2 separate regions of the Homo sapiens genome follow, and region 2 is linked to region 1. A link is a loop called in an ENCODE intact Hi-C map of the cell type or tissue named here. Cell type or tissue: tibial artery. All regions are shown on one strand. Region 1 has its middle 9.1 kb from the start of LINC02205. Region 2 has its middle 39 kb from the start of LINC02205.

Evidence for each region. Peaks named below come from ENCODE experiments on the same cell type or tissue, not always from the same donor. Only the 100,000 strongest peaks of a DNase experiment are listed, where the experiment ranks them.
Region 2: a loop joins it to region 1, with 10 times the contacts of the local background. A loop is called at or near these places in 14 of 110 quality-filtered maps.

Annotation. Positions count from the first base shown.
Region 1 is chr15:70,512,576-70,517,575 of GRCh38, reverse strand. No RefSeq gene overlaps it. Among named protein-coding and RNA genes, the nearest start is that of LINC02205, 9.1 kb to the right of the region's middle. RefSeq lists enhancers at 223-799, 4,724-4,803. In tibial artery, no CTCF peak of the experiment used is centred here; no DNase peak of the experiment used is centred here.
Region 2 is chr15:70,464,295-70,469,294 of GRCh38, reverse strand. No RefSeq gene overlaps it. Among named protein-coding and RNA genes, the nearest start is that of LINC02205, 39 kb to the left of the region's middle. In tibial artery, a CTCF peak has its summit at 2,167 (motif pointing right); DNase peaks (open chromatin) are centred at 284, 2,194 and 2,824.

The DNA of each region.
Region 1 (5,000 bases):
GAGAAACTCCTCTATGAACCTGAGGTCATCAACTCCACCATGTGCGCCCCTGCCTGGGGCAGACTCCCTGGGCAGGGCTGGGGGAAGGGGGTTTGCTGGTAAAGCTGGTTCCCAGTTAGGGCAGTGCTGCAGACCAGACTTTCCAGGAAGCCTCTCCTCTCTGGCGCGTGTGTACACAGGCAAGTGCATGCTATGTGCCTGTGGGCATGCAGGGTGGGGTGGCAGGAGCGGGCACAGGTGGAAGCGTCTGGGTGGGAATCTGGGTGTGCTCCTGTGCTTATGCATTTGTGGGTGTGTGTGTGTGCACGCATGACTGTCCCCGAGTGCGTCTTTGTGAGTATGGGTGTGTGCACAGGTACACACCACAGGACAGTTGGAATTCGGTATGTTTTTCACAGATATGGCTAGGGACTTGGCCTTATTGCTCCAAGTCACACAGACTCAGTGATTTTGCTGCTTCAGTTGTGTATGGCATCTCCTCTTTTTCAACATATGGGTGGAGAAGTTGCTGCCCGAGAGAAGACTAGATAGAGCAGGGAGTCCTCCGAGCATTCCATAGATCCCTTGGTGCAGGCCACCTGCTGGCAATGGAGCCTCTGCAGCTCTTGGCCTTTGGTGGCTTCCCTTGTCCTCCTGCTGCCACTTCCAGCCTGAGCTCACTCTAGGTGCTCTGAGGGTGGCCAAGACAGTCCGGCCTTGGAGAAGACTGTGAGGGGCCAGGGGTAAACAGAGTCAGAACCAAGAGAACTGCATGGAGTTTATCCAGTGTGGAAATTCAAGCTGTTTCACTCGAACAGAGGGCAGCTGTTAAAGGACACAGCATATTATTTTCCAGGTGAGGCTCACCAAAGCCTCAACAAATGTGCAAACTGCATGACCAGCATCAGCACATTGCTTTACTGAGCGTTTACTACTGACTTGCAAATATGTGACTGGGGATTGGATGAGTCCCACATTTTTTGGAGGGGTCAGCACATTTTAAAATTGTTGAATTCATTGCCCACTTTTGAAAATTCCATGTAAAATCCGTATTTCTGGCTTCTCTTGAAAATTGAAAGAATTAGGAACATTGGTCCTGCATCCTTCTCATGAGGCAACAATTGGTCAAAACTGGGTGGAGAACCCTCTTTATTTATTTATATTTATTTATTTTTGGAGACAGAGTCTCACTTTGTCACCTAGGCTGGAGTGCAGTGGCATGATCTCAGCTCACTGCAACCTCCACCTCTCAGGCTTAAGCGATCCTCCCACCTCAGCCTCCTGAGTAGCTGAGACTACAGGCATGCACCACCATGCCCAGCTAATTTGTGTGTGTGTGTGTGTGTGTGTGTGTGTGTGTGTGTGTGTATATATATATATATATATTTTTTTTTTTTTTTTGTAGAGATGGTGTTTTGCCATGTTGCCCAAGCTGGTCTTGAACTCCTGGGCTCAAGTGATCCACCCGCTTTGGCCTCCCAAAGTGCTGGGATTATAGGTGTGAGTCACCATGCCCAGCCTGTTTAAGTTCTTTATAATGAACTTATTTTTTAAAAATGATACTTATACAGTGAGTTTTTTTTTCCGTTTGTTTGTTTTAAAGTTGAAAACCCTGAAAACAACTATACCAAGGAGTTAACAGTGTTTAATTCTGGGTCTTGGGAATAGGATTCTTTCCTTTTTAAAAAATTTTTGTATTGCTGTTAAACAAACTAGATATTTTTCAAGGCAGTATTTTTTCTGCATTTTTCAAATTTTTAGAAATGAAAACTTATAAATTTAATAAGATGACATAAATGAAGAAGCAGCAGGCATTTTGCAGGAGGCACACTTAGAAGGGAAACAAGCTATCTTAATTCTTGGTGTTGACTGAGTCTTTGGAAGTGCTAGGAACAGAGCTGGACAATGATGTAGAATCCAATGGGTGAGACTAGGAATTTAAAGTCCAACCTGTGAGCAGTCACAGACAGAGCCTGAGAATGCTTTGATGCAGAAAGGTGACCATTTCAGCAAAGATTAGCATGGGATTATATATAAATAGTGTACTAGTCTGTTTTCACACTGCTGATAAAGACATACCGGAGACTGGGTAATTTATAAAGAAAAAGAGGCTTAATGGGCTCACAGTTCCATGTGGCTGGGGAGGCCTCACAATCATGGTGGAAGGCAAAAGGCACATCTTACACGGCAGCAGGCGAGACAGAATGAGAATCAAGCGAAAGGAGAACTCCCTTATAAAATCATCAGATCTTGTGAGACTTATTCACTACCACAAGAAACCACCCCCATGATTCAATTATCTCCCACTGGGTCCCTCCCACACCACGTCGGAATTATGGAAGCTACAGTTCAAGATGGGATTTGGGTGGGGACATAGCCAAACCATATCAGATATAGATGATAGATAGGTAGATATAGATGATAGGTAGACAGATATACATAGAGATAATAGGTAGATATAGATGACAGGTAGATACATAGATAAAGAGAAGGAAGCTAGATGGATAGACAGAATGGGATCCAGAGGCAGATCCTGGATGAAAAGGAGACAGATGAAGAATAAGAGTGTGGACTGCAGCTGTTCTTCCCCTGGATACATTTGACAAAGGGGTTCTCAATTTTCCATGTATTTAATGTGGAGTATCTGATAAGACACTGGATTATAAAATCAAGTTGGAGCTGGAAAACTGCCCTGGGGACCTGCAAACATTTGCAGCAATCTAGGATGCAGATTGGAATTCATCATTTTGGCAGTCCCACTTGGTGAGGTCTTTAAGTCGAGGCAGTAGATACCTGCCCATTTTTCTTGAGGAATCTCTGAAACGTCAGTGAAGCGCCCTGGAAGCAGAGGCTGCAGCCTGTGGTGTTCAGTGTCTGTTTAGAATGTACCTAGTGTGTTAGCAGAGCCTGATCTTGTGGCATCAGAGTCCTGCTTACCTCCAACATCTAGATTCACAATAGTTCATGTTGGAAAATTACTGTTTGTCCGCTAGGCTGTTTTCATCCTCGTTTCTTGAATTTTCTCTGGGGAGATCTGAAGCCAAGACTGAACTAGGCCAAAAGAGGTGAGCGAGCTGCATTCTCTCTTCCTCTCAGATGACTGTGCACGGGACTGGGCTTGGGCGGCCCTTGTACTTCCCTTATTCAATAGGGTGACCCCTAAAACCAGGAGTCATTTTGATCGTTGGGACTGGGTCCAGGTGGTCAGACCACACCTTGTGGAGGCCTACAATTTCTCCTGAAGGAAAGGGATGTCCTGGGGCATGGAAGGAGGCAGGTCTTGCCTGGGGAGGGGAGGCTTTTCTTCTCCCTCTGGGGCCAAAAGAATGGACGGTGGGGTGTGGTGGCTCCTGGAGACAGAGCTGCTCCCCTCCATATGGAGCCTGCTGGGAGCTGGGCAAACATTCTGAGGTCAGGTTTTTCGATGATGAGCTCTAAGACTAGTAACTTCTAGCAGCAGTTGTAAATTAACCTCCATGTTGTACATAAATCATGCCTAAACCTTCAGTAAAATTGTGTTAACATACTGGTTTGGTCTTAGCTGAGTTTGAGGGTGGAGACACTGGCTCGCATCCAGGACTGAGATGAAACAGTCAGGGAGTGGTGCATGCGGTGGCCTGGAGAATCAAATTATGAGATGGCAGGAGGTGACCCCCATGCAGTGCAGGTGCAGCCTGGGACCAAATAGCTGGGGGTGGAGGTAATAAGGAAAAATCAGTGTCCTGTTGATCCTATTGAACATGTTCGGAGCCCATGAGGAGGCCCAGAAATCCCAGGGAACACTGGCCTCCCTGCTGCCATATGAGATGGCTGCTTGGATGGCAGTGATTGGGTTATTAGAGGAAAGGTGACCCTTGAAATCCAGAGGGCTGAAGGCATTTGGGTTACTTGTATGAGCACTTAGGGTAGAGAATGTATCTGTCAGTTCTCATTTCACAGGCAGTGCTCAGCCCTTTGTACTTGATCATTTGGGGGGCACTCTAAAACTCTGCATTTAAAGGCACTTTCTGTCATTGCTAGACAGAGGGCCCTGTGCCGATTGCAGCCAATGACAAAGGCAGTCAAGGTTCCTGAGCAGGGGCTGGGTAGTGAGGATCCCTTAGAGCGTAGGGCTGGGTGAAGTGTGTGCCCCCTTGCTCGCACAGGACCCGGCCAGGCTGCTATCCCACCGCGGTTTGCACTTCTCTGCCCCAACTAGACTTTCCTAGGTCAACCTTATTTTTTGGACAAAGTAGACAGGAGTCGTTCTGGAAACTAATTTTCCCATTCTCCACTTTGTGCCCTGGAATGTAGTTTGTGGAAAATTGATTTTTTTCCCCTCATTCTTCGCCCCACCTCTCCCCACTCTGCACCTCTGTCATTTTTGCTTTTCTGTTAAAAAAAAAAATGTTATCTTGTTTCTTTTTCTAGCATAACTAATATATGCCACTGATCCCTTTTAATTTGGGGGAGTACAAGCTTACATTAGCCTGCTAGGTATCGCAATTGAGCTGCTTTGTCTTTGTGTGGCTCAACAAAGGGCCACGGGCTGCTGTGTCCAGGAAAAATCTTCAGTGTTGGAGCCACTATGCTGTGTGTGCCATTTACTTGGGGCCAGCAGAGCAGAGGTGCGGCCACTGTGGGGTGCTCAAGTCTCTGGGCTGCACTGACAGTGGTAGTGGCCTGACTTGGCAGGAAGAGGGTGCTGTAGAGCCAAGCATGGAGTACATAATTTTGGGTAGGGCCAGCCCTACCTTCAAGGATTCACCTGGGACGACCGCCTGGTTTGCTGCCAACTCCGAAGGGTGCCCCACCAGCAAATTCTTTTTTAAAATTTCAGCTATTATTTTGAATTCAGGGGTTACATGTGCAGATTTCTTACCCGAGTATATTGCATGTTGCCAAGGTTTGGGATATGAATGACCCTGTCACCCAGGTAATAAGCATGGTATCCAATAGGTAGTTTTTCAGCCCCTGCCCCTCTCCCTCTCTCCCCACTCTGGTGGTCCCCAGTGTCTGTTCTCATCTTTATGTCCATGTGT
Region 2 (5,000 bases), 48 kb after region 1:
GACTCACCTCCAAGAATCAGCAGGTCCCTGGTCCTGCAGGATGGTGAACTCCTTGGCTGGGGCTCCAATCTCTGCAGGAAACTAACTTCCTGGGTGACCCTAAACATGTTGCCTCTCCTTCTAAGCTTAAATTTCCATTCTCTAACCTCATTCCTGTAGGAGGTTGCATGGCACACATGAGCATGCTCAGGAGGCCATGCATGCTGCAGGTAGTGTGGTGAGGCTGATCTAGAGTACAGTCACCGTGATGGAGCCTCATCCTGCAAGTTCCTGGACTAGAAGCAGCCTTTCTGCTCTGTTCTTTGGAAGGTGGTAGAACTCTAGGACCAGTAGAGGCCAAGAATCACATGCCCTGGGCAGACGCAGGCCCAGCCCAACCTTCTAGTAGCAGCGTCAGTGAGGAGAGTTTCGGCCCTGGTGTTCTCTCTCTCCCTATCTCTCTGCTTTGGTCTCTGTCTCTTTGTTTCTATGTCTCCATCTCTGTCTTTCTTTCTGTCTGTCTGTCTCCCTCTCCTACCCTTCTTATCCTCAGTCCTTCATCTCCTATTCGTTCTCCCACTTGCTTACCCATTCCAGATTGGCAGCTAAGCCAGTTCTTCCTCCCCACCCTTACCCTGCCCCCACCCCCAGGATTTTCCCCAGCAGTACTTGCACCTGTGAAACCCCCTACTCCGTTTTATGGGAGCACAGAAGAAATAAAACAAAATGAATCTGCACCAGCTCCTGGGCTTTCAATTCACCAGCAGAGGTTAAACACCCTTTGCTGCCTCCACAGCTCTGGGCAGATGAGGCAGTGATCTGCTGCCCTTCCCTGTGGTCTAGGAATGCAATCGGTTGTGGGCCTGGAGCCGTCAAAGGTGCAATCCTGTACTCCTGAAAGTCATGGTGCTTACTGATGCTGTAAGAGGACAGCTATGGAAATATCCCTTCCAGAGCATGGCTCACTCTGGGAAGGAAGCAAAGGAAAGCCCAGGGGCCACTTTCTTTTGGGGAATATGCAATGTTTTCTGCTGCCCGATGCCATTGGTCCTCATGACAATTCTGTGACATGAAGAGGAAAGATGTCAGGGCGGCTGGCACTGGGTGGGATTCACAGATCTCGATATTCATTTTCCTCATCTGTAAAATGGGGATAATAATACTGACCTGATGGATTTTGGGTGAGGTTTCAAGGAATCAATATATTGTCCAGAACACAGCTTGTTCTACATACATATCAACTGTTGCCAGATTGGTATTACTATTATTGCTATTGTTATTGCTTTGCATTCCATACATATTACTAAGTCGCTGTGTGATGTTGGGGTTTATGTTTCTGAGCCCAGTTCCTCCTTTTTAAAGTGGGAATCTGCTACTTGCCCCCTAGGGGATTGGGAGGTAGTTTATGTAAAGCAACTCCCGTAGTGCTTACCTCTTACAGGGTGCAAAGTTAACCACTACTCTTTCTTTCTTCCACCCACTTTCTTCCTCTATGTGAATTACCTATGGAGGGCAAGGGAGGTGGCCACCGAGGCTGGCACAGTGTCCCAGTGGCAAATCTAGAAATAAAACCAGAGCTATGTAGACTTATTCTTTCTCTCCTACTGGACTGGGTCCCTTGGCAGACAATGCCCAGCTCTGCAGCGCAGTCTGAATTTCAGCCGCAGATTCTAAATCTGTTTGTCACCACGAGGTTGTGGCTCTCTTGATCCCTCACTGATCAGTGTTGATTGTATCTATGACTTGGAGGGAAAGAGCCCATCCTAATCTCAATCACGGGGACATCTCATAGCTTCATACATTCCTCCAGCTGCATTATGGTCCAGTGAGTAAAGACCTTCCTGAACTAGAAAAGAAAGGTAGTATAGAAACACACACAAAATATTCCTTCTGAGAGCATTTAGGCAGGACTACAGCAGGAGACTGACTCATCTCAGATGTAAGATCTCCCTTGGAGCTCATCTCAATGCCTCCTACTGCTTATGTGCACTTGACTTTAGTGCACCCCCATTTTTTCCTGTGGGATCCAGATTGTCATTGCAGAATAGCCCAGATGCAAATCTCTCCAGGAGACTAAAACTCCTGGGCCTCTGCCCTCACTTGGCCACCACGGCGGAGCATACATAGCAGGGATTCAGTCCCCAGCCCTCCTGCTCTGACATCCTGTATTAGAGCTCAAGCATCTTTGCACATGAGGCCTGCAGGTGGCAGCAGCTCCAGAACCCAGGAAGAAGAGCAGAGGCAGAACAGAAGCAGGGAGAGCAGTTGTAGAGGAGGAGGCTGAGCCCGGGGGGAAGGCCAGGCCTGGAAGTACTTGGAGGTTAAAGATGGGGCCAAGGAATCAGGCATCAGATGAGCATCTAGAGGGTGCTCCAAGACAGTGTGTCAGCATTAGGGAGCTCCGGGCAAGGAGGAAAGTGTGTGAGCTTGACTCTAAAGCCAATCTATCTATTGTCAGATTCAAGGATTTGAACTGGATTCAAGGATTTGAACCCAGATTGGTAATAATAATTGGTAATAATACCAATCTGGGTTCAAATCCTTGCTCTGTCACTTCCTAGCTGTGTGACCAAGGACAAATTCCTTCACAGTTTCCCTGTCTCTAAAATGGGAATCATAATAGTACCCATATCAAAGGAGTGTTGAAAATTAAATAAGAAATTACTTGTCAAGGTTAAGTCCTCCCTAGAGGTGCATTCTAATTCTAAGCTAGAAGTCCCCTTGGCCAAACAATGAATAACTTTGTGCACTTGACCCATCTGTAGAAAACCATCTGTGGCTGCATTGTCTTCTCCAAGCCACGGTTGCCATGGTCACCACCTGGCTGGGGAAGTGGCAGATGGAGCGTCGGCAGGGACAACAGGTCTAGAACCCAGGGCCACAGGCTGGGTAACAGGACAGTCTCCAGGCATCAAGGAGGCCTGTGCATTTGAGGGCTATGGCTCCTTCTTGTCCAAACCAGCAAGGATTAATTCTCAGGCACTGAGGTCTGGGGGTCTGCAGGGCTGAGCAGGAGCTCCTGACTAAGCGAGAAGGGAGGCAACAGGGAAAAAGCAGCCAGCCGAGGACTAGCTGCCTTCTAGGCGGCTAGCTCTTGACAGCACCTTTTCATTAAACCATCTCTTTTCAAAGGCTCCAGTCCCCAGAGTCATTGAGGATTTGGTTCCCTTCGCTGCTGTCTGCTTGTCTTCCAAAGAGCGGCCTTGGTGCCTTTCTGAGCCTCCAACAGATTTTCAGAGCAACCATCGTGGAATCTTAAGATGTTTCTGGAAGTGAGTGTGAGTTCATCTCCCTCCTGGATACCTGGTGTGCCTCAGGCCTTGGGAGAGGGTAGATTTTATCACAGCTCAGCCTTCTGGGGCTGTAGAGGTGGAGTTTCAGGAATTTCAAGAAGTGAGCAAGCCCTTTTCGCAGAAAGGTCTGCTGGGCCATGGGGGCACCCTACTCCTACCCTGTCTCCTCATTCTTCTCTCATTCTTGCATGCCAATATTGTACTGGCTTTGAACTTGTGTGCCCATAAATACCTTCAATAGGCAGAAAGCCCTCTATCAAGAAGGCTTTGAGCTCTGCCTTCCAAGTAGTTATGAAGTCCAACCACAGGGCATCAGAGGCTCAGGACGACCCTTGTGGATTTTGAAGGCTTCTATTCAATGAATGAATCCCTTTTGCAGTCTCTTCTCTAAGTGGTGCTGGCCTCTGCCTTTAACCTACTGATGATGGAAAACTCAGTATCTTTGGAGGAAGTCAGGGTTTTTATGTTTATTGGTCCCCAGAACATGGAGACAAAACTATCAGCTACACCTGTCCAGGGATATTCAAGTTGCAGTTTTATTCTCCATTAGGTGTGGGGGTCACATTGAGAGAAGCTCAGAAGAAGCCCATCTTGAAGCCAGTTCTCTGAAGGAATGGGAAGCAGGTTTGGGCAGGAGCATTAGGAGCACAGTGGTGAGCAGAGGGTCACAAGTACACCTTACCAGCACCCTGATATGCATGGAGGAAAGCTAATCACACTCTGTACCTTACCTTCTACTCTGTCTTGTGTATACCCAACCTTAGTCTTCAGAACTGCCCTGGAAGCTGGGTCTGATCATCTGCATTTCACAGCTGGAAAAATGGATACTCAGGGAGCTGGGAAGCTCCCCTTAGGTTCCAGACACCTGGCCCACTTTGTGTCTAGATGTGGGCTTGCCACGGAAGGATGCTTCACCAGAAGTGGCTTCTGCCACTTTGGTCTTGAGTGATACAATGCTCAGCTACCACCATTTACAGGTGGGTGCTAGTCATGCATCTGCTCTGGTGTTGGGCAGTGGGGTTTTATGTTTATCTGTGGTCAGGGGTCCTTTCACCACCCACTGACTTTGCCCTTCACCACCCACTGGCCTTGCTGAGCTGTCTCCCTGAGTGTTTTCGGCATAATCATTGGCTGGTCTTCATGGATGGGCAACCTCTGGAAATGGCTTTCTTCCAGAGCCATTGCCCTGGGACTACTGAGAAGTCCCAAGGCCCTTCTAGAGTGCCTTACCCCCATGACTTTATCAAGATGACTCTCTCCCTTCTTTGGGGACTGCCATAGTCTCTGGCAGCTGCCTTTGCAGGGGCCTTGCTCTGGGGCTCAAGGACTCCAGAGCTTCTCTTCTTAACTTGACCCTTAAGGACTAAAATCTTTGAATGGGGAGTAGTGGTATCAGATGGACCCGGATATGAATACCAGTGTTGCCATTTCTCTTTTGTTTGGCTGGTTTTTGGATAGGATCTCGCTCTGTCACCTAGGTTGGAGTGCAGTGGCAAGATCATGGCTCACTGCAGCCTCCACCTCTCGGGCTCGAGGGATCCTCCCACCCCAGCCTCTGGTGCAGCTGGGACCACAGGCGTGCACCACCATGCCTGGCTAATTGTGTTGCGGTTTTCTAGCTGTGTGACCTTACATAGGTCACTAGCCCTGTCTGATTTCCTCAGCTGTAAAAGAGGGTAATGATAAAAAAAAAATCACAATTAACACTACTATTTTATTCTCAATGTG